Linked DNA regions of Homo sapiens: all the other regions are linked to region 3. A link is an interaction called in ENCODE POLR2A ChIA-PET data of the cell type or tissue named here. Cell type or tissue: HepG2. All regions are shown on one strand.

Region 1 (8,000 bases), 94 kb before region 3:
TATTGGGGTGTGGCCTGATAATCATACCTCCTGTGCCCCCTTCCTCCGTGTGCTCCCAGACTGGCCCAGCCCTAGGCCAGCTCACCAGGGGTTTAGGAAAGAAATGCTTTCCCAAGGGCATGATGTCCCTGCTTTTTTTTTTTTTTTTTTTTTTTTTTTTGTCTTGAGACAGAGTCCCGCTCTGTTGCCCAGGCTGGTGTGCAGTGGCACAATCTCAGCTCACTGCAACCTCCACCTTGCAGGTTCAAGCAATTCTCATGCCTCAGCCTCCCAGGTAGCTGGGATTACAGTAGCCTGCCACCACGTCTGGCTATTTTTTGTTTGTTTGTTTGTTTGTTTTAGTAGAAACAGGATTTCACCATGTTGGCCAGGCTGGTCTCGAACTCCTGGCCTCAAGTGATCTGCCCACCTCAGCCCTCCAAAGTGCTGGGATTACAGATGTGAGCCACCGTGCCTGGCCAATCTCCCTGCTTTTGAATGACATCTCTGGATCCATCTGCAGGGCTGCCCCCTCCCAACTCCCACAGCTTCCTGTCACATCCCATCCAGCCCTCTGGGGCAAGCCCCCCAACCCAGCACCCTCTACCTTTGATGAAAGGCCTGAGAAGCTTCTGGTTAGCCCTCAAAGGTCTCACCCAACCCCAATCCTCAGCCCCATCCTCCCTGGTGCCACCAGATCCCTTCAGTCCTTCTGACCCCAAAACAAAGCCATACTAAGGAACACAGAAATGTGCTCCCACAGGAGCAGAGTGACTGCGGGGAAGGCCCGGAGGCTATGGGTTTGGGTGCTGGAGCCTGCTTTGGGCTTCAGTCTCCCCATTGGAAGTTGGTCTATTCCTAGTTCACTTTTAGGACCTGTCCAGGAAGGATGGGAGCTGGCCAGAGGGTGTGTGTAAGCTAATGGTGGCCACTTGGGGGCAGTAGGGACCCACACTGATCCATAGACACTGGGAGGCCAGGGGAAGATGAAAAATTGGGGACATTGGAGGGGCAGGATTAGGTGTTTATGTAGGCTCCTCCCCTACTTGGCAAATTCCCACTACAAAGAAGGAACTCCAGACTCTGCCCTTCCTCTGGGCTGCTGGAAGGGGGTCTGGCTCTGATGCCACCTCTGGAATGTGACTGCCCCACAACTTCCTTCCGAGCTCTCCTCTCCTCTCCTTTCCCTTTTCCCTTCTTTTCCTTTCCTTTTCTTTTCTTTCTTTCTTTCTTTCTTTTTTTTGAGATGGAGTCTTGCTCTGTCGCCCAGACTGGAGTGCAGTGGTGCGATCTCAGCTCCCTGTAATTTCCTCCTCCCAGTATCAAGCGATTCTCCTACCTCAGCCTCCCAAGTAGCTGGGATTACAGGCACCCGCCACCATGCCCAGATAATTTTTGTATTTTCAGTAGAGACTGACTATGTTGGCCAAGCTGGTCTCAAAGTCCTGACTTCAAATGATCCAGCCACCTCGGCCTCCCAAAGTGCTGGGATTACAGGCATGAGCCACCACACCCAGACTTTGTTTTTTTTTTTTTTTTTTTCTGAGACAGAGTCTCGCTGTGTCACCCAGGCTGGAGTGCTGTGCACTCCACTGCAATCTCTTGGCTCACTGCAACCTCCGCCACCCGGGTTCAAGTGATTCTCCTGCCTCAGCCTCTCGAGTAGCTGGGATTACAGGCGCTTGCCACCACACCCAGCTAATTTTCGTATTTTCAGTAGAGACAGGATTTCACCATGTTGTCCAGGCTGGTGTCAAACTCCTGGCCTCAAGCGATCCACCTGCCTCAGCCTCCCACAGTGCTGGGATTATAGGTGTGAGCCACCGTGCCTGGCTCAGGCTGTTTTCTGCTTTCTCAGCAACCCTCTTCTCCTGCACCACTCTGCCTCCACCTGGACTCCTGCCTTTCACTTCCTCTCCCCTCCCCCAGTCCACCCTGAACAAGCCACTGCCCTGCTCAGAGCTCCCCCACACTAACCCCCAGCCCTCCTGGGTGGAGGATGGCTCCATAACCTGGCAGTCAAACCTGTTGGGAGGCTAGCACCTGTCCCCGAGAAACTCTACCTCTAGCCACAGCTCCCCGACCCTGCCTCCTATCCATGGAGCCCTCCCAGCTCACAGAGGTCCTCCTGCCTCGCGAGCTGTTTCCCTGCAAATTCAGGGTCTCGGTGTTTCTGCTTGTCTAACTGGCACCTCCACAGACAGACACACCCCTTGGGCATTGGACCTGCCATGTTGTCTAGAAATTCTTGGGGTCACCACGTCATGGCTGATGCATGGGGCAGGCAAGGGTTGCAAACAGTTGGTTTTCATGCTCCTTCTCCACTGCCCTGTCCCCGCAGCCTGGCTGTGGGAAGGAACCCTGGAGCTGAAGGATGGAGCCCTGTGGGACCCTCAAAACCCCCTCCCATCATTGCGTCCTTTGGGCTTTGGTCCTTAAGGGACCACTGACCATGTCCTCTGCAAAGCGCCGCTCACCTGTGCCGTCTCTTCCTCCGGGACCCAGAATCAGACCTGTAGGGCGATAAAGGAGTTCTCTTGAGCCTGCCTGGGGTGGCCCAGGGGAGACCTATGGAGGGCCACAGCCCTGGCCCTGGGCCCCACGGGAGGAAGAGGAGGCCCCAGGGTGGGGGCAGCAAGGGTACCTGTCTCGGCGATGCTTCTTCACACTCTTCTTCTTCTTGCGGAGGGGTGAGGAGCTCCCACAGCTGTGGACACAGGGAGGTGGGCTCTAGTGAGCTGGGGTGGGGGGTGGGGGGCTGGAAATGGCTGGAGAGACCTGGGTGCTTGGGACATTGAAGCTGGAAAGGGAATTCCAGGCCAGGAAGCCCAAGGTCCCTTGTACAGAGTGACCCGAGGCCCCAAGGGTCGCCAAGGTCCCTCAGGGTAGTTGATGGCGCTGCCTATGTTGTCCCCACAATTGTGGGGACAACAATGTCCCCCCTGGCATTGTGGGCAAAGATAGTTTCAAACCCAGAAGTCAGAGGCTCCAACGGTGGGATTCACGGCCTCTGTAGGGGCAAAACTTGCACCTTGGCAGTGTCCAGGTGCAGGCCCTGAGGGTCCAGGCCTCCGGCCTCTGGGGGATGGCCTTGGAATCTCTCCCACCCACAGACATCCCCCGCCCTGGCCCCAGCCAGCTCTGTCCCCACTGACCTGCATTCGGACTCCAGTCTCCTCTTTTTGCTGAGGGCAGATGCCAGGAAGAAAGGACAGACGGATGGATGGGGTTAGTTGGGGCCCCAGACACTTGCCAGGGTCTCACGCAGGACAGGGGAGGGTGGACAGAGAGATTCGGGGATGGCAGATGAGGCCCCTCCTCCCCAGGGCCACTCGCACTAGTGTTGGTGGGCACGGGACCCCTGGGAGGGCAGAGGGGGACTGGGAGCAGGTGCTGGTAACACACGGGCCCGGTCAGTGAGTCTGGCTCTGGGGGATTCAGTGAGAGGCAGGTGCTAGAGAAGGGCTCAGTGAGGGGCGGATCCCAGATAAGGGGAGGGGCTCGATGAGGGGTGGGGCCTAGTGGGGAGAGGACCTCGATGAGGGGCGGGTCCTAGAGAAGGGGAGGGGCTCGGTGAGGGGCGGGCCCCAGAGAAGGGGAGGGGCTCCTTGGGGGGCGGAACCTAGCGAAGGGGAGGGGCTTGTCGAGGGGCGGGGCCTAGCGAGGGGAGGAGCTTGAGGCCTGGGGTGGGTTCAGTTACCCGGAGGGCACCTAGTCGGGGGACGGCACGGGGAGGGCGAGGGAGGGGCTCAGAGAGGGGCGGGGCTCACAAATGCTGCATGGTTGTGAGCCAGGGACGGGCATCCGGGGAGAGACCCCACCTCCTCCTCCCTTCCCGCTCCGGTCAGGCGCGGTTCTCACCGGCTTCTCCGGTGGCCGCCTTTCTTTTTCTTCTTTTTCTTGGGAGGGGGCGATGCCGAGCTGCTAGACCAATGCTTGGTCCTGGGGGAGAAGGGGCGGGGGTGGGGGCGGTGAGGGGGGGCAGCCCCGCGCGCCCCCCACCCCCGCCGCGGCGGCCGCTGACCTGTACCCGCGGTGGCCGCGGTAGCAGGAGGCCGGGCAGTCACAGTCCACTGGGCCGTCGTCATCGTCAAAGGGCGCGTACTCCAGGCCCGGCTCAGCGCCCTCGGTCAGCCGCGGGGTCTCCGCCACACTGCCGGCGACAGGGACGCTCACCACCAGTCTCGGGACGACTTTTCTTCACCCCTTTTCTCGGCGCAGGGGGCCTGACCTAGCCCCGCAAGTCTGCGGGCTGCTACCCGGCTGGGGGAGGGGCGAGGGGTAACTGCGGCCCCTGGCCTTACAGGGCTAGGCAGAGATTTGGGGAACCCAACGGGGCACATCCCCTACAGGTCCCCGACCTCACGGTACAATCTTTTGCAAAAAAGAAGGAGATAACCGAGCCCCTTATTTAGCCCGCACCCCTTCTGAGTTCTCACCATCTCAGTAAGCCCCCTCCTCTTTTTTTTTTTTTTAATTTTGGAGATAGGGTCTTGCTCTGTTGCTCAGGCTGGGTTGCAGCGGTGGGATCATAGCTCACTGCAGCCTTGAACTTCTGGGCCCAAGCGATCCTTCCTCCTCAGCCTCTTGAGTAGCTGGGACTACAGGCGTGGACCCCTACCCTGGCTAATTTGAAAAATTTTGCAGAGACGGGGTCTCACTATGTTGCTCAGGCTGGTTTCGAACTCCTGGCCTCAAGCGATCCTCCCGTTTGATCTCTCAAAGTGCTGGAATTCCAGGCATGAGCCACCCTGCAGTCGTGGGTGGGGTGTGTGTGGCTACTCCTTAGATGAGGCTCCTCTTCTTCACTGAATCCCCTCCATATCCTAGCCCCATTCATTGAAGCCCTCCCCCTCAGTGAACCCCCCATTTGATCCCTGTGCCCCTAACCCTACTGTCCTATTCTGGGAACCCCATCCCCACCCCTCCTTTCTCTCACTGAACCCTAATTTCTCTTTTCTTTTCTTTCTTTTTTTTTTCAGTCTCACTCCGTTGTCCTGGCTGGAGTGCAGGGGCCCGATCTCGCCTCACTGCAACCTCTGCCTGCTGCAGTCTCCTGCAATCTCACCTCACTGCAACCTCCGCTTCCTGGGTTCAAGTGATTCTCCTGCCTCAGCCTCCCGAGTAGCTGGGATTACAGGTGCCCGCTAATTTTTGTATTTTTAGTAGAGATGGGGTTTCTCCATGTTAGTCAGGCTGGTATGGAACTCCCGATCTCAGATGATCTGCCAGCTTTGGCCTCCCAAAGTGCTGGGATTACAGGCGTGAGCCACCGCGCACGGCGAACTCTAATTTCTTCCTTTTTTTTTTTTCTTTTTCTTTTTCTTTTTTTTTTTTTTTTTTTTGAGATGGAGTCTCACTCTGTCGACTAGGCTGGAGTGCAGTGGCATGATCTCAGCTCACTGCATCCTCCGCCTGCTGGGTTCAAGCAATTCTCCTGCCTCAGCCTCCCGAGTAGCTGGGACTACAGGCATGCACCACCACGCCCAGCTAATTTTTTGTATTTTTAGTAGAGACGGGGTTTCACCATGCTGGCCAGGCTGGTCTTGAACTCCTGACCTTGTGATCCACCCACCTTGGCCTCCCAACGTGCTGGGATTACAGGCGTGAGCCACCGCGCCCGGCAAACTCTAATTTCTTAAAGAGCCCCTTCCTCCTGGCCTATCTCCGCCCTCCCCGAGCCCTGGCTCAATGATGTGGGTCTTTCCTCACCTGGGTGTCCTAGTCCCTGAGCCCCCTCCCGCTGGCTGAGTGCCTCCCTGCCCCGCTTCCCCTCCTTTCCTCCAGCCCGGCCTCTGTCGCTGAAATATTCATAGCCTCTCCTCGCCCTCCCCTCTGCAGCCTCCAGGGGCCCCCCCTGCTCATCTCTGGCAGCAGGACTGTGCTCATCAATCAAGCCTGGTGGCAGAGGGTGGGGGCCTCCAATACTCCCTATCCATCTTACAGAACTCTCCTTTTCGCTCAGCAGGGACCAGACACCTCCTGTCCCTGCTCCCGCAGCCCCAGCCAGCCTCTGCCACAGATGTTGGCTCCCTACAGGCTCTTCTCAGAGCGCTTCTTTTTTTCTAGAGGTAGCTGGGCTGGAGGCAAGAGCATGAGATTTGAAGCTCCAGACAAGGGCTCATCCTGCACTGTCCTGAGCCGCCTTGTGACCTGGAGCCTGCCGTGTCCCTCTGTGAGCCTCTTCTCGAAGGTGAGAGTGATAACTCCATTCCAGGGCTGTTGGGAGAATTTGCTGAGGTCATAGGTGCTGTGCAGTTTATTTTTTATTTTTTATTTTATTTTTTGAGACAGGGTCTCACCCTGTCGCGAGGCTGGAGTGCAGTTGTGCCATCACAGCTCGCTGCAGCCTTGAACTCCTGGCCTCAAGCGATCCTCCCACTCCAGCCTCCAGAGTAGCTGGGACTACAGGAGCACACCACCACTCCCAACTAATTAAAAAAAACTTTTTTTGTAGAGATGGGGTCTCACTATGTTGCCCAGGCTGGTCTTGACCTCCTGGCCTCAACCCAGGAGGATTGCTCAAGAAATTATCTTGCCTTGGCCTCCCAAAGTACTAGGATTATAGGTGTGAGCCACCATGCCTGGCCTTCTTTTTTTTTTTTTTTTTTTTTTAATTGAACAAGCCTGGAAGTGACCCTCCAGAGACCTGTCTCTAGGGGGGTGGCCCCGACCTTCCATTTTTTATCCAAGCTGGCTCAGACAGTGCCCTCCCCCACCAAGATGGAGGCTTAGCCCTGGTTTCAGCAGAGCTCCCCTTACTTCTGGGTGCTGTCCACCTGGCTCACCCCTTCCCCTCCTACAGCAATAGGGAAAAGGGCTTGGATCGGCAGAGCATTAAGAACATGAGTTTTGGATTTGTCAGAGGCATGTGAACCAGAGCAACTCCATCTTGAATAGGAGCTGTATAAAATGAGGCTGAGACCTACTGGTCTGCATTCCCAGGAGGTTAGGCATTCTGAGTCGCAGGATGAGATAGGAGGTCAGCACAAAATACAGGTCATAAAGACCTCGCTGATAAAACAGGTTGCAGTAAAGAAGCCAGCCAAGGGCCTGGCGGGTGGCTCACGCCTGTAATCCCAGCACTTTGGGAGGCTGAGGCGGGCGGATCACCAGAGGTCGGGAGTTCAAGACCAGCCTGACCCAACATGGAGAAACCCTGTCTCTACTAAAAACACAAAATTAGCCAGGCGTGGTGGCGCACACCTGTAATCTTAGCTACTCGGGAGGCTGAGGCAGGAGAATCGCTTGAACCCAGGAGGCGGAGGTTGCAGTGAGCCGAGATCATGCCATTGCACTCTAGCCTGGGCAAAAAGGATGAAACTCCAAAAAAAAAAAAAAAGAAAAAGAAGCCGGCCAAAACCCACCAAAACCAAGATGGTGATGAGAGTGACATGGCAATGTCAGGAAGTTACCCTTTGTAGTCTAGAAAGGGGAGGCACGAATAATCCACCCCTTGTTTAGCATATCATCAAGAAATAACAATATAAATGGGCAACCAGCAGCCCTCGGGGCTGCTCTGTCTATGAAGTAGCCATTCTTTTTTTTTTTTAAACAGAGTCTTGCTCTTGTCGCCCAGGCTGGAGTGCAGTGGCGTGATCTCGGCTCACTGCAACCTCCGCCTCCAGGGTTCAAGCGATTCTCCTGCCTCATTCTCCCAAGTAGCTGGGATTATAGGCACCTGCCACCACGCCCGGCCAATTTTTGTATTTTTAGTAGAGACGGGGTTTCACCATGTTGGACAGGCTGGTCTCGAACTCCTGACCTCAGGTGATCTACCTGCCTCGGCCTCCCAAAGTGCTGGGATTACAGACATGAGCCACTGTGCCCTGCCTGAGTGGCCATTCTTTCGTTCCTTTACTCTCTTAATAAACTTGCTTTTGCTTTGCACTGTGGACTCCCTCTGAAGTCTTTCTTGAGTGAGATTCAAGAACCCTCTCTTGGGGTTTAGATCAAATCCCTTTCCTGTAACAGATTCACAGAGACAGGTTTGAATCCAGGCATGACTAAGTTCTCGGTCA
Region 2 (8,000 bases), 58 kb after region 3:
TCTCAGGAGCAAGTTACATGACACCTGTGAGGACGAGGGGGAACAAGGTTGTGCTTTACTAACTGCTGATGGTGATGACAGATACACTTGTATAGAGTTTTAGTTCTGTGTTTCATACCATGCACCTTACATTCCAGCCAAATTAAAGAGCTTGACATGAAAAAATTGAGAAGAAAGTAGATTAGGATATGAGCTGGGTATGGTGGCTCATGCCTATAATCCCATCACTTTGGGAGGCCGAGGCAGCCAGATGAGTTGAGGCTAGGAGTTTGAGAGCAGCCTGGTCAACATGGGGAAACTCCATCACTACTAAAAATATAAAAATTATCTGAGTGTTGTAGTAGGTGCCTGTAATCCTAGCTACTCAGGAGGCTGAGGCAGGAGGATCACTTGAACCGGGAGGTGGAGGTTGCACTGAGCCAAGATCACACCATTGTACTCCTTAGGGACAGAGTGAGACTATCTCAAAAAAAAAAAAAAAAAAAAAAAAAATTAGCTTGGGCGTGGTGGTTCCTGCCTGTAATTCCAGCTACTTGGGAGGCCAAGGCAGGAGAATCGCTTGAACCAGGGAGGCAGAGGTTACAATGAGATCACACCACTGCAGCCTGTGTGAGAGAGCGAGACTCCGTCTCGGGGGAAAAAAAAGAAAAGAAAAGAAAAATATATATATATATATGAACAGTACCTTAGGATACGTATTTCAGCTGTAGAGAGAAGCAAAAATTGAACTATCAAAAAATTGTTTTACCTGGGCATGGTGGCTCACACCTATAATCCCAGCACTTTTAGAGGTCAAGGCAGGAGGATCAGTTAAGCCCAGGAGTTTGAGACAAGACTGGGCAACATAGTGAGACCTTGTTTCTATATATTAAAAAACAAATAAAATAAAAAGAGAAATAAAATTAAAAACTTACAAAAAATGTGTTTGTTTGGTTTGTTTGTTTTTGAGACAGAGTGTCGCTCTGCCGCCCAGGCTGGAGTGCAACGGCGCAATCTTGGCTGACTGCAACCTCCACCTCTCGGGTTCAAGCGATTGTCCTGCCTCAGCCTCCCGAGTAGCTGGATTTCAGGTGTGCAGTAGCCTGCCCAGCTAATTTTTGTATTTTTAGTAGAGACGGGGTTTTGCCATGTTGGCCAGGCTGGTCTTGAACTCCTGACCTAAGGTGATCTGCCCGCCTCGGCCTCCCAAAGTTCTGGGATTACAGGTGTGAGGCACTGCGCCTGGCCAAAAGAATTGTTTTTAATGACCAGATAAAAGGCTTAATAATATTAACTTTTTAAAAATCTGTGCAATAAAAAACATGGGAAGTCATGAATATAAATAAGAGCTTAATACAGTGAAATATCTAAACTTTACTAAAGGTAGTACCTAGGCTTTTATAGATGAGGGATCAATTTTAATTCAGCCAAATGACATGTATATGAGTAACTAGTTGACAGTGATTAGGGCTGCAGTCAAGGTGATCACAAAGTGCCATGAGTGCTTGGCCATTTTCACTGAGGGAATGAGGTGACTGCCTCTGACCCCAAGTGTCCTGCCATCCTTTTAGAGTTAAGCCAGACGGTCAGACTGCTGTGGGCTTCCACAGGATGTATTGGCGCTTGGCGTGTGATGTCAGTGGCCTGTGTAGATGAGGTCTGAGACAGCCAGTTCTGGGGGTTTGTTCTTGGCCTTATTCATGCTCTTCTACTGTGACATCCTTGTGAGAACCCTTGGGAGAAATTTCTGATTTTGGTGTCAGAATTTCACCTGAAGAATTAGTTTGCTTTCATGTTTTGAACCCTGAATTATGTGACTGTTTTCATCTTAGTGATGGTTGCTAAAAAGTTTAGTTAGAGACAGATGTATGGGCTGACTCTTGACTAATTTAGACATATTCCAGGAGAACATTTCTGTCTTGTCATCTGTGGCTCTGCTTCAGGTCTCTCTCCATGTGTGATTTTTTTTTTTTTTTTTTTTTGATGTGGAGTCTCACTCTGTTGCCCAGGCTGGAGTGCAGTGGTGCAGTCTCGGCTCACTGCAAGCTCCGCCTCCCAGGTTCACACCATTCTCCTGCCTCAGCCTCCTGAGTAGCTGGGACTACAGGCGCCAGCCACCACGCCCAGATAATTTTGTTTTTGTATTTTTAATATAGACGGAGTTTCACCATGTTAGCCAGGATGGTCTCGATCTCCTGACCTTGTGATCTGCCCGCCTTGGCCTCCCAAAGTGTTGGGATTACAGGCGTGAGCCACCACACCCAGCCTAAAGTTTTTAAAGAATTTTTAAAATATCTATCATAATCTGTCTGTCTATCTATGTATCTCTCTCTCTCTCTCTATCTATCTATCTATCTGTCTTTACTGGAGGTGGGGTCTCACTATGTTGCCCAGGCTGGTCTTGAACTCCTAGGCTCAATCGATCCTCTAGCTGCAGCCTTCCAGAGCACTGGGATTACAGTTATTTGTTATTCTTTTTATTTTCTAGTCTGTTGTGCTGAACTGCATTTATCTTTTAAATAGACTTTAAATATTCTTTGGCAGAAAGTGAGGAATACATACGTATGTTCTACATATAAAATCAGTAAAATCAAATACAAATTATCAAGCCCAATGTTGTAAGGGCCATAGGGAAATAAGCGCATACACGTGGTTAATGACAGTGTGCACTGAGTTTCTGAGGAGTGTGGCTAGCAATAGATACTTAGCACTATAAAGTTGTTTATTCTTATTAAGAGGTTAATGCCACTTTTGGAGATGTATCACAGAGAAGTAACCCAAAAGAAGATAGTCCTTACAAAATTATTTATAGCTATGATGCACAACAGTGAAAGAGGGGAATCAACCTAAATGCACAGTGGTAGAGGAGAGTCGAATAAGTCAGTTAATATAATGGAATGTTATAAAGCCACCAAAAATGTTCAGTGGGTTAGATAAATAGAAGTGTCCATAAAATACGTAAATTATCAAAACATGCATTAAATCTATTTAATAATATGTAGATGTAGCAAAAAGAATGAGATGGTCATGGTGAGACTGCTAGGTAGGAAGGGGTCCCCGGAAAAACTCCAACCGGCCTGTGCAGTGGGGTGGAGCTCCCCGGAAAAACTCCAACCGGCCTGTGCACTGGGGTGGAACTTCAGGATGTTTGCACTGTTGATAGTGGGGAGGAGCCTGGCACGTCTTCTTACTGTGTAAAACCCAGTATTCTAGCTGCTGGCGGAAAGCACTCTAGCAGGGACTCTGGCCTTGTGAGAGTCCCAATAAAACCCTGTCTTACTCACTATTCAAACCGTCTGCGAGCCTAAATTTTTGTGGCCTTGAGACGGACAAGGACCCCATCTTTAGCTGAACTAAGGAAAAATCCTGCAACAGTGGATATTGGAAATAATATTAATGGATAGATTTTACTCTCCTGAAGGATTAATATAATCTGTGAGTACTTTTAGGCTTACTGCCAGTACAAGGAGTGGCTTACTTACTACCGGTACAAGGAGTATATATACTCTCTTGAGCTTTTCTGTCTGTTTGGCTATTTCAGTGCCTCCAGAAAGGGTTGAGAAGATAATGGATCAGATTGAAAAGTACATCATGACTCATCTCTGTAAATATGCGTTCTGTCCAGAACCCCAGTGAGCCTGGAAGACTGGGTGCTATGGGAAATGTCATCAATCCAATGCTAGTGAAAGATGTGACTGGGGAATGCTGAAAAATGCGCACCCCTGGGAGGAATGAGGAAAGATGACATCCACTGACTTGTTATTTTTTTGAGAAGGAGTCTTGCTCTGTTGCCCAGGCTGGAGTGTGGTGGCACGATCTCGGCTCACTGATGATGAGAAGAAAGATCTTGCCATTCAAAAGAGGATCAGGTAGTTGCTTATTTTGTTTTGCTTTATACTTACTACCTACTAATGGAAGAATACATTGGGGGAAATAAGGCACCTGAGTTTCAAACCTTAAGAGAAAGCAACAGCTCATGTTTCTGCTTCCTTAGAGTGGAAGCTTCTCTGTGGTGTCAGAAAGACGAGGAATGTGGTGACCTCACCTATCCATCTCCCTCAAGGCAGCTTTTGGTAAGTTGTGTTTGGTGTTTGAGATTGTTTTCAATCTCTGAAATCTCCAAGGAATAGGGGGACTGTGTTCTTGGTCCATTAACATTTCCTCAAGCAGGAAGCTGTGAATATCTGTATCAAGGCAGGGGATGTCGGCTGGGCCTGGTGGCTCATACCTGTAATCCCAGCACTATGGGAGGCTGAGGTGGGTGGATCACTTGAGGCTGGGAGTTCAAGAGTAGCCTGGACAACATGGTAAAACCCCGTCTCTACTAAAAATACAAAAATTAGCCAGGCATGGTGGCGCAGGCCTGTGATCCCAGCTGTTTGGGAGGCTAAGGCACGAGAATGGCTTGAATCCAGGAGGCGGAGGTTGCAGTGAGCCGAGATTGCGCCACTGCACTCCAGCCTGGCGACAGAGACTCTGTCTCAAAAATATAAATACAAAATTATATATCTATGTGTATGTATATGTGTGTGTATAAACGTGTGTGTGTGTGTGTATATATATATATATATATGTACTGGGTGCCTACTCTATGGTTGGGGCCTATTCTAGATGCTGATACAGTTAATAAAGATCTTTGCCCTCGTGGGGCTTATAGTCTAGTGGGAGAGACAGGCATAAACAAGATAAATAAGTATAATGCATATTATGTTATATGGTGGTAAATGCTAAGGAAAATAATCAAAATTCTCCATATGTTATTAGCTCATAGCACAGGGGTTAAGAGCTTGGGTCCAGGAGGTAGACTTGGAGTTTGAATTCTAGTTCTGCAACTTATTAACCATGTGATTTTGGGCAGGCTGCATTGCGTCTCCAAGCCTCAGTTTCTTCACCTGTAAAACATAAAAAACAATAGTTTCTGCATCAAAAGTTGTCAGGATTAATTGAGTTAATACAGACAGAGAACTAAGAATAGGATGGCAGGGGTGTGAGAAGTCACGGGCTTCAGGGTTCCTAAAGGTTACTGAACTCTGAGACTAAGTTTAGGCTGGTGACCAGGGTCCCAGCACTGGGGTTCATGGAGCTTGGAGGGAGAGGACCCCTGTCGAGACACATCACAGGGGCCTCGGCATGGCAGTGTGCAGTGGAGTCTCAGCACTCTTCAGGATTTAAGCCTAGGTCTAACCTGCTGCGGAGCACAGGGAAGCCACTTCTGTTTCACCTTGAGGCAAGAACAAGGGAAGACCCTGGCCCTTGATTACACTGATAGATAAAACAGAGGAAGTGGATTTGGAAATAATCCACTCATTATATTTTGCGAACTAACAGAGCCTCCACATCAAATTGAGTGGTGATTTATTAAAGGGAAGCCAAGGCCAGGCACGGTGGCTCATGCCTGTAATCCCAGCACTTTGGGAGGATTAGGCGGGTGGATCACTTGAGGTCAGGAGTTCAAGACCAGCCTGGTCAATATGGTGAAACCCCCTATCTACTAAAAGTACAAAAAATTAAATGGGTATTGTGGCAGGCACCTGTAATCCCAGCTACTTGGGAGCCTGAGGCAGGAGAATCGCTTGAACCCAGGAGGTAGAGGTTGCAGTGAGCCAAGATAGCGCCATTGCACTCCAGCCTGGGCAACGAGTGAAACTCTGTCTCAAAGAAAATTAAAATAAATAAAGAGAAGCCACATGGAGGGGTGGAGAGGGAATACTAGCATCAGATGAGCCTGGGTGCTAATTGAAGCTTTACCTTTTTCAGTAATTGGGCAAGTTAGTCAACCCTCTGAGATTGACTTTTCTATGTAAAGTAGCTGTTCCTGTGGATGACTTAAGGGGAGTGCAAACAAAAGTCATCAGAGTTGATGTATGACTCAACTCAGAGTTGAGGATGAAAAGTGGGGATAACACCTGCCTGTACCCTGGTACGGATCATACGATGTTTACTTATTTATTGTGGAGACAGAGTCTCACTCTGCCACCCAGGCCTGCGTGCAGTGGCACGATCATGACTCACTGCAGCCTTGAACTCCTGGGCTCAAGCGATCCTCCTGCCTCAGCCTCCCAAGCAGCTGGGACCAGAGGCACACACCACCACACCCAGCTAATTTTTAAAAAAGTTTTTGTGGAAACTGAGTCTCGCTGTTTCCCAGGCTGGTCTCAAACTCCTGGCCTCAAGCAACCCTTTCGCCTTGGCCTGCAGGGATTTTCAGGCATCAGTTACTATGCCTGGCCAGATCTCATGAAGTTTAAATATGACATAGCATCTAGCAGTTAGACTTGCTCAGTGGAGGCCTCTTTTTTGCCTGGTGGGTTGGCAGGTCCTGTGTGTACAAATGATGTTTACTGGTCTACCCCTCATCTAGGTTTTTAAAAATGAGCATTTTCTCTGTACTGACAATAATGAAATAGTAACAGAATCCATTGTCTTTTTTTAAAAAAGATAATTATATTCAAACTTCTTTTTTTATTTTTTATTTTGAGACAGGGTCTCACTCTTGTCACCTAGGCTGGAGTGCAGTGGCGTGATAATAGCTTACTGCAGCCTCTAACTCCTAGGCCTAAGCGATCCTCTTGCCTTAGCCTCCCAAGCAGGGGTGACTCCCGTGCATCACCACGCCTGGCTAATTTTTATTGTTAGTAGAGATGAGGTTGCATGCCTGTAGTCCCAGGAGCTACTTAGGAGGGTAAGGCAGGAGGATCACTTGAGCCCAGGAGTTTGAGGCTGCAGTGAGCTATGATTGTACCACTGTACTTCAGCCTGGGTGAGAGAGTAAGACCCTGTATATATAAATATATATATTAAAAAAAACAAAAACCAGGCCAGGCACGGTGGTTCACAGCTGTAGTCCCAGCACTTTAGGAGGCCAAGGCGGGTGGATCACTTGAGGTCAGGAGTTCCAGACCAGCCTAGGTAACATGGTGAAACCCTGTCTCTACTAAAAATACAAAAAAGTTAGCCGGGTGTCATGGTGATGGGCCCACAACCATGCCCAGATAATTCTGTATTTTAGTACAGATGGGATTTCACCGTGTTGTCCACGCCAGTCTCAAACTCCTGAGCTCAGGCAATCTGCTCACCTCAGCGTCCCAAAGTGCTCGGATTACAGGCATTAGCTACCATGCCCGGCCAGTTCACTCTTTAGTAAAGTTTTTACAGCAACTTTGCATTCTGTAGTGATTTCAGTCACTCTCAACAAATTCACTTATAGTTATCAATATTTGAACTTTTGCAGGTGTTGTCATAGATAAGACATTTGGCCAAATGGACTCTTGATTATTGCAGTAAAAATTCTGCTCAAATTAGGTAACAGGCATTTGAAGTTTTAAAGTTATGCAAACTGTGTTCCAGAAATTTCACTTCTAGGGATTTAAGAAACAGTCATGATTCTACAAATAAATGTGCTGTAGGGATGTTCATTTAACAAAATGTATACAGGGAAATCCTGTAACAGCCTAAGTATCCCATAATAGAATTCATTAAATGTTATGATACATACATATGATGAAATGTATGCAGCCATTAAAAAATCTGGTGCAGTGGCTCATGCCTGTAATCCCAGCACTTTGGGAGGCCGAGGCGGGTAATCACTTGAGGTCAGGAGTTTTAGACTAGCCTAGCCAACATGGTGAAACCCTGTGTCTACTAAAAATACAAAAAATTAGCTTGACGTGGTGGCCCATGCTTGTAATCCCAGCTACTTCGGAGGCTGAGGCAGGAGAATCGCATGAACCCACGAAGCAGAGGTTGCAGTGCGTGGAGATTGCACCATTGCACTCCAGCCTGGGTGACAAAAACAAAACGCTGTCTCAATTAAAAAAAAAAATTAAGAATATTTGACATGAAAGGTATTTTTACAATACATTAAGTGAAAGAGCAGATTACACCACAGTACATATAGTGTGTTTATATTTTAAGAAAGTAAATATATATTTTGAATATTGGAATTATATATACCCAACTACTAATGTTATCCATTGAGTCATGGAATTACAAGTGACTTTTTTTTTTTTGCTTGTCCCTAT
Region 3 (8,000 bases):
AGGTGTGCACCACCACGCCTGGCTAATGTTTGCATTTTCTGTAGGGATGGAGTCTTACTATGTTGCCCAGGCTGATCTTAAACTGCTGGACTCAAGCCATCTGCCCACCTCGGCCTCCCAAAGTATTGGGATTACAGGCATGAGCCACTGTGCCTGGCCCTAAGTATTTATTTTAAGCCACTAGGTCTGGAGTAATTTGTTACATAGCAGCAGATAAATAATACACATATTTTCTATAGCGATCACATTTATAATTTAAATTGAATTAAAAAGGCTGGGAGCAGTGACTCATGCCTGTAATCCTAGCACTTCAGGAGGCTGAGGCTGGAAGATCGCTTGAAGCCCAGGAGTTTGAGACCAGCCTGGGCAATATGGCAAAACACCTTCTCTACAAAATACAAAAAAAAAAATTAGCTGGGTGTGGGCTGGACGCGGTGGCTCATGCCTGTAATCCCAGGACTTTGGGAGGCTGAGGCGGGCAGATCATGAGGTCAGGAGATCAAGACCATCCTGGCTAATACGGTGAAACCCTGTCTCTATTAAAAATACAAAAAATTTAGCCAGACGTGGTGACAGGCACCTGTAGTCCCAGCTACTCAGGAGGTGGAGGCAGGAGAATGGCATGAACCCAGGAGGCAGAGCTTGCAGTGAGCCGAGGTCACGCCACTGCACTCTAGCCTGGGCAACAGAGTGAGACTCTATCTCAAAAAACAAACAAACAAACAAAAATTAGCCAGGTGTGCTGGCGTGTACCTGTAGTCCCAGATACTTGGAGACTATGGTGGGAGAATCACCTGAGTCAAGGAAGTCGAGGCTGCAGTGAGCTGTGACTGTGCCACTGTACTCCAGCCTGCATGACAGAGTGAGATTTTGCCTCAAAAAAAAATTTTTTTTTGGCTGGGCGCAGTGGCTCATGCATTTTGGGAGGCCGAGGCAGGTGGATCATGAGGTCAAGAGATCAAGACCATCCTGGCCAACATGGCGAAACCCTGTCTCTACTAAAAATACAAAAATTAGCTGGGCATGGTGGCATGTGCCTGTAGTCCCAGCTACTCGAGAGGCTGAGGCAGGAGAATCACTTGAACCCAGGAGGCGGAGGTGGCAGTGAGCCGAGATCATGCCACTGCACTCCAGCTCAAAAAATATATATATTTTTTTAATTAACAAGTTCTAGTATCTAAAATGAGCAAAATCGTCACGTGTGGTGGATCACACCTGTAATCCCAGCAATTTGGGATGCCAAGGCATGTGGATCATCTGAGGTCAGGAGTTCAAGACCAGGCTGCAGTGAGCCAAGATTGCACCACTGCACTCCAGCTGGGGAGACAGAGTGAGACTCCATCTCAAAAAAAAAAAAAAAAAAAAAAAAAGTAAATATGCATTTGAAAAGAACAGCATCAGCCAGGTACAGTGGCTCACGCCTGTAATCCCAGCACTTTGGGAGGCCGAGGGTAGAGGATAGCTGAGCCCAGGAGTTTGAGACCACCCTGGGCAACATGGTGAAACCCTGTCTCTACAAAAAATACAAAAATTAGCCAACTGTGGTAGTAAACACCTGCAGTCTCAGCTACTTGGGAGGCTGGGGAAAGGATTGCTTGAGTCTGGGAGGTCGAGGCTGCAGTGAGCCATGATTGCGCCACCTCACTCCAGCCTGGGCAACAGAGCAAGACCCTCTCTCAAAAAAGAAAAAAAAACATGCAAAAAGAAAACAAAACAGAACAGCGTCATTTCCTTATCATTAGTTTGAAGGAAGGGAATCACTGGCAAAAGTTTCCATTTTCTTTTTTTTGAGATGGAGTCTCACTCTGTCGCCCAGGCTGGAGTGCAATGGCGCGATCTCGGCTCACTGCAAGCTCTGCCTCCCGGGTTCACACCATTCTCCTGCCTCAGCCTCCTGAGTAGCTGGGACTACAGGCGCCCACCACGACGCCCAGCTAATTTTTTGTATTTTTGTAGAGACCGAATTTCACCATGTTGCTCAAGCTAGTCTGGAACGCCTGAGCTCAAGGGATCTGCCCACCTCGGCCTCCCAAAGTGCTAGGATTAAGGGCGTGAGTTACCAGGCCGGCCCAATTACTTTCTTCAGTCTGAGCATGAGCACTGGAAGAAAAGCTCTCACTCACATGTAATTTTTTTTAGAGACATGGTCTCCCTCTGTCACCCAGGCTGAAGTGCAGTGGCGTAATCTCAGCTCACGGTAACCTCAACCTCCCGGGCTCCAAATATATATATATATATATATATATATATATATATATTTTTTTTTTTTTAGTTGGAGTCTCGGTCTGTCGCCCAGGCTGGAGTGCAGTGGCGCGATCTCGGCTCACTGCAGCCGCCGCCCCCCGGGTTCAAGCAATTCTCTGCCTCTGCCTCAGCCTCCCGAATAGCTGGTATTACATGTGCCCGCCACCACGCCCGGCTAATTTTTTATTTTTAGTATAGACGGCATTCACCATGCTGGCCAGGATGGTCTTGAATTTCCGACCTCGTGATCCACCTGTCTCGGCCTCCCAAAGTGCTGGGATTAAAGGCGTGAGCCACCGTGCCCGGCCCGATCGCTTATATTTTTAAAGAGATGTTTTCTTGGTTTCCTAGCCCCTCGTACCCCCTACAAAGTTCCAAAGGCTTTGATGTTGTTGCAAAGGCCATGAGAGGTCAAGCCGAGGGGTGCAGCTCCCTAATGCGGTGTAGCCTCAGACGGGGCCGATCCTGCCCAGAATGAGCGGCGCCGGGCGGTGGGGGACGCTGCCGGTGTCCCCGGGACCTGGCTGGGGGAGGAGTTGGGGGGGCGCACCTACACAGGCTCAGGTGACGCGAGTGTGCGGCAAGGGCTGTAGCCGGAGCTAGCGGGCTTGTGGTGGCCACTGAGGAGCTTCTGCCCGACAGTGCCCTCCGGGCCACAGCCGCTTGGTGCGCAGCGCCTACTCGCTCAGCGTCAGGCCCTTGCTGCGCCCTACGCCGCAGGCTGGGAAGTCGCGCAGGTAGCAGTAGTACAGGCAGTGGTAAAGCTCGTCCTTGTAGCTTATTGGTGTCGGCGGCCGAGTCGGAGCCTGCGGACACTAACCCGCCGCCTACTGACACTGACCGGCAGTCTGTGGCCACGCGTCTGCGCATGCGCTCTCCTGGAATACCCAGCCGCCGCGCCTCGAGTTCCGATTGGTTCTACAGAAGGGGCGCGCCTCCGCTGACGTCACAGGCGCGGGCCTTCCGGCGACGTAATAGCGCCGGCCTTCGGCGATGTCACAGTGACGCTACAGTGCCTGGAGCTGGGCTGTTTTCTCCTCGGTTTGGAGCCTGGTGACCGTGACTTCCCCGCCATGTTCTGTGTGTTGCTGGCTGGAGAAGGGTAGTTGACAAACTCCGACCCAGCACAGTGTTTCTGTGGGTCAAAACTAGAAAACTATGTCCGGGCTCCGCCGAGGCGGAAGGATCCCTTCAGGCCAGGAGTTAAAGAGCGGCCTGGGCAACATGGCGCGACTCCATCTCTGTAGTCCCTCCTCAGCTTCCCAGATACTTGAACCCCAAGGTTCAAGGCTGCAATGAGCTATGATCCCATCACAGCACTCTATCCTGCGAGACTGAAGTAAACCTTGTCTAAAAAAATAAACTATCCAAGTGTGCAACAGGGAGGGACCGCTTAAAGAAAACATGGTAATTGTATGTTCAAATACTTTTAACAAGTGCAAAATGTATAGGCTTAAATAAATAGGGCTGGCCGGGCGCGTTGGCTCACGCCTGTAATTCCAACATTTTGTGTGCCCGAGGCATTCCGATCACTTGAAGTCAGGAACTCGAGACCAGCCTGGCCAATATGGTGAAACCCCATCTCTACTAAAAATATAAAAATTAGGCCAGGCACCTTGCATCGTTTCAGGAGGCTCGCACCTCCCTAAGGGCCCGTTAATTGAACCCCTCGGACCTGAGGGTGAGAAACCTTGGCTTAGTTCTTCCCAGGGTGATCAGCCCAGGGGTAAGAGAGGAGAGGCCAGAAAGCAGGACCCATGAGAAGGGCCCCCTCCTGGAGTTTGAGGCCCATTCCTTCCTGCCCCTGCGTCTCCTCGGTCCAGGACTCCTCCCTGCTCTGCCCCACTCCTGGGGCCATGGCCACGGGGGGCTGCTTTTGGGTACAGGCCCCAGCGGCAACCCTGGGCCCAAAGTGGGCAGGCTCACCTGGAGGGGATCAGAGTAAAATGGCAAGAAGCGAGGGGAAAAGCCGCCCTGGAAGCGCGCCTCTCTGCCCCCTGACGTCAGTGGGTGCACTCTTCCCTCACCTCACTCAGGCAGCGGCATGAGTTACCTGGGAGCACTGTCCTGCTCCCTCTGCTGCCTCTTTTTAGTCTTGGGGCTACCATAACACTTTCCCTTCCCCAGCCCTCCCAACCTGGTGGGAATTTGGGCTTCCCTCTTACAGGGTCCTGGGGACAGGCGGGTCCTGGGGATAGGCCCGTCCTGTATCATACCTGCAGCGAGACCCTTTTTTTTCTCCAGGACCTGGGGAGCAGCCAGGCTTCATGAGTTAAATGCAGATCTGAACCATACCAAGTTGGGATTGGGGTACACATTCTTCCCATCTGAAAACTAGCTAGGGGTTCCAACTTGGTGAGAGGGAGAGTGGGACAGAGCCAGACCAGACAAGAACTGATCACCTGGAAAAACCTGCCATCAAAGACCTTGACGAGTGCTGGGTGCGGTGGCTCACTCCTGTAATCCCAGCACTTTGGGAGGCTGAGACAGGTGGATCACTTGAGGCCAAGAGTTCGAGTCTAGCCTGGGCAACATGGCAAAACCCTGTCTCTGCTAAAAATACAAAAATTAGCTAGGTGTGCTATGCTCATGTAATCCCAGCTACTCAGAAGGTTGAGGCAGGAGAATCGTTTGAACTGGGGAGGCAGAGGTTGAAGTGAGCCGAGATTGTGCCACTGCACTCCAGTCTGGGAGACAGAGTGAAACTGTGTCTCAAAAAAAAAAAAAAAAAAAGAAAAAAGAAAATGGCTTTGGCAGAGGGGCTGGCCCGGCAGTGCCTTCCCTTGGGTTTCTCCTGGGTAGGCCTCTGCCATGAGGAGGCGCTTCCTTCTGCCTGTTCATGGCCCACAGCAAAGGAATGTCTGCTTCTGGGGGTTGGGTGGGGGACTGCTGGCAGAACTGGAAACCTTCTTCAGGTGGGTTTTTTTTTTTTTTTTTTTGAGACGGAATCTCACTCTGTCACCCAGGCTGGAGGGCAGTGGCGCAATCTCAGCTCACTGCAACCTCCATCCCCCCTCCCCCGTCCCCCCGCGGCCCCCTCCGGGTTCAAGTGATTCCCATGTGTCAGCCTCCTGAGTAGCTGAGATTACAGGCATGTGCCACCACACCTGCCTAATTTTTGTATTTTTTGTAGAGACGGGGTTTCACCATGTTGGCCAGGCTGGTCTGGAACTCCTGACCTGAAGTGATCTGCCCACCTCGGCTTCCCAAAGTGCTGGGACTGCAGGTGTGAGCCACTGCGCCTGGCCCCTTCAGGTGGGTTTTGAGGCTTCACGTTGCTGCTGCAATAAATTACCACACACTTAGTGGCTTAAAACAGCACAGAGGTATTCCCTTACATTTCTGAAGGCCAGAATTCTAAAATCAGTCCCACTGAGTCAAGGTGGGAGCAGGGTCAGTGCCTTCCCAGGCTCTGCGGGAGAATCTGTTTCCTGGCCCTGGAGGCGGCCTGTACTCCTTAGCTTGTGCTGCCCTTCTGGAATGACTCGAGTTTCCTGCTTTCATCACTACACCTCCCACCGCTCTCCATCACCTGCTGTGCTCTTACGAGGATCCAGGTGAGTACATAAACCCTGCCGGGACAAGCTGGCCAAAGACCCTTAACTTCATTATACTTGCAAAGCCCCTTTTGCCATATAAGGTCATGTTCACCGGTTCCCGGGATTAGGATATGGGCATCTTGGGGGCATCAGCCTACTACAGCTAGGCTACAAAACTGTTACACCCTCCTGGTGTTTCAGTGATTGGGAGAAAAAGGGTTGGGATTTTTTGCTTTGGGGTCCCAGTTAAACTTGTATATGTAAGGTCTGGGGTCCCTCTTAACCTTGTGTTTTTGTTTTTTGAGACGGAGTATTGCTCTGTCATCCAGGCTGGCAGTGGCGTGGTCTCGGCCCACTGTAACATCCGCCTCCTGGGTTCAAGCAATTCTCCTGCCTCAGCTTCCCAAGTAGCTGGGACTACGGGCGCCTGCCACCACGCCTGGCTAAGTTTTGTATTTTTGGTAGAGATGGGGGTGGGACTGGGGGGTGGGGGAGGGGAGGGGGGTTTCTACCGTGTTGCCCTTAGCTCAAAGCGATCTGCCCTGCCTCTGCTCCTGAAATGCTAGGATTACAGGCCCGCACCACCACCGTAAAATCTTATTTCCACACAGCTGAGACATGTTTTAGGAAGTTTGCTAAAAGACCCCTGGAGACGTCCTCATTGTGGCCTCCCTGCTGTTGTGTTTAATTTGGTTGATCTTCTCTGCCCTCCTGCTTTTCAGAATTAAAAGGCTAAAAAGAGGTACTAAACTTTAAAACTTCTCTTATAGTCTCCCTTTAAAGTAATTCTAAGAACCACCAAAAAGGGGAAAATTTTTTTCGAAAGCAGTAAAATGATATGGTTTGTTAGGATGTAAAATATAGAAAATAAGTCATTATATGTTATTGCTGCTCTGACATAGGGATGTATTGAGAATCAACTTTTGGTCAGTTTTCAGAGAAATGGAATAATTGTATTGCTGATCTACGTAAACAAGTTGAAGAATTGTCTGAAAGAAAATATGGTGTGTCTGAACTGGAAAAGTCCTGTGATAGTTTGTTCATGAGCATTTACACAATGGAGTTACTGTTCATCATGGGGGTACTGTGGACAAGCCCAGGGCTGCTGGTGAGTCATGCCATCCTTACATGTCTCTCCTTGTAAGGTACTTTGTAGTGTCTGTCTAAATATTAGAAACATTCTTTGTTTCTAGATTGCTAGAAAGCTAAGGAAAAGTTGTATTTCTCTAATTATCAATTAGCATTTATTTTAAACATTCAGCATAGATATTTGGGATTTATTTACATATTTATTGCAAATCCCTGGATCTTAGGGGTTTAATTGAATAGATATATATATACACACATATATATACGTATATATATACACACACATATACGTATATATATATACACACACATATGTATATATATACACACACATATATACATATATATACACACATATATACGTATATATACACACATATATACGTGTATATATACACACGCATATATACGTATATATATATATATTGTTTTTTGAGATGGAGTCTCACTCTTGTCACCGAGGCTGGAGTGCAGTGGTGCGATCTCAGCTCACTGCAACCTCCGTCTGCCAGGTTCAAGCAATTCTCTGCCTCAGCCTACCAAGCAGGTGGGATTACAGGTGCCCACCACCATGCCCCACTAATTTTGTATTTTTAGGTGAGACAAGGTTTCACGATCTTGGCCAGGCTGGTCTTAAACTCTGGACCTTGTGATCCACCCACCTCGGCCTCCTAAAGTGCTGGGATTATAGGCATGAGCCAACTCGCCAGGCCATTTTTTATTTTTTTAAAGTAATTGTTTCTCTCTATCTGCTTTGTTAAATTTGTTAATTTGGCCAGGCACGGTGGCTCACGCCTGTAATCCCAGCACTGTGGGAGGCTGAGGCACGTGGATCACCTCAGATGGGAGTTCGAGACCAGCCTGACCAACATGGAGAAACCCTTTCTCTACTAAAAACACAAAATTATCTGGGCGTGGTGGCGTATGCCTGTAGTCCCAGCTACTCAGGAGGCCAAGGGAGGAGAATTGCTTGAACCTGGGAGGTGGCGGTTGTGGTGAGCCAAGATCACACCATTGCACTCTAGTCTGGGCAAAAAGAGCAAAATTCTGTCTAAAAAAAAAAAATTCGATATTCATCAAGATGCCCCTATTGTCTCTACTTTTATCTTGATGCATTACCTAGTTGAC

Evidence for each region. ChIA-PET counts read pairs that join two places held together with the same protein. Peaks named below come from ENCODE experiments on the same cell type or tissue, not always from the same donor. Only the 100,000 strongest peaks of a DNase experiment are listed, where the experiment ranks them.
Region 1: POLR2A ChIA-PET joins it to region 3 with 11 read pairs; 12 of 35 experiments call an interaction of 5 or more read pairs at or near these places.
Region 2: POLR2A ChIA-PET joins it to region 3 with 12 read pairs; 8 of 35 experiments call an interaction of 5 or more read pairs at or near these places.

Annotation. Positions count from the first base shown.
Region 1 is chr7:76,256,038-76,264,037 of GRCh38, reverse strand. It overlaps SRRM3 (serine/arginine repetitive matrix 3), which reads right to left. Exons shown (of 15, transcript NM_001110199.3): 4 at 4,004-4,132; 5 at 3,841-3,921; 6 at 3,135-3,164; 7 at 2,624-2,686; 8 at 2,457-2,492. LOC124901679 (a long non-coding RNA gene) reads left to right here and starts at 4,442. Exons shown (of 3, transcript XR_007060392.1): 1 at 4,442-5,119; 2 at 6,049-6,172. RefSeq lists an enhancer at 2,077-2,600 and silencers at 3,489-3,568, 3,553-3,847. In HepG2, CTCF peaks have their summits at 918 (motif pointing right) and 5,818; DNase peaks (open chromatin) are centred at 927 and 3,707; H3K4me3 peaks cover 776 bases.
Region 2 is chr7:76,104,283-76,112,282 of GRCh38, reverse strand. It overlaps the pseudogene GTF2IP7. Among named protein-coding and RNA genes, the nearest start is that of MDH2, 60 kb to the right of the region's middle. In HepG2, no CTCF peak of the experiment used is centred here; DNase peaks (open chromatin) are centred at 3,162, 3,602 and 5,872; H3K4me3 peaks cover 4,853 bases.
Region 3 is chr7:76,161,812-76,169,811 of GRCh38, reverse strand. It overlaps LOC124901674 (a long non-coding RNA gene), which reads left to right and starts at 5,424. Exons shown (of 7, transcript XR_007060385.1): 1 at 5,424-5,801; 2 at 6,395-6,525; 3 at 6,715-6,891. In HepG2, no CTCF peak of the experiment used is centred here; DNase peaks (open chromatin) are centred at 3,111 and 6,861; H3K4me3 peaks cover 712 bases.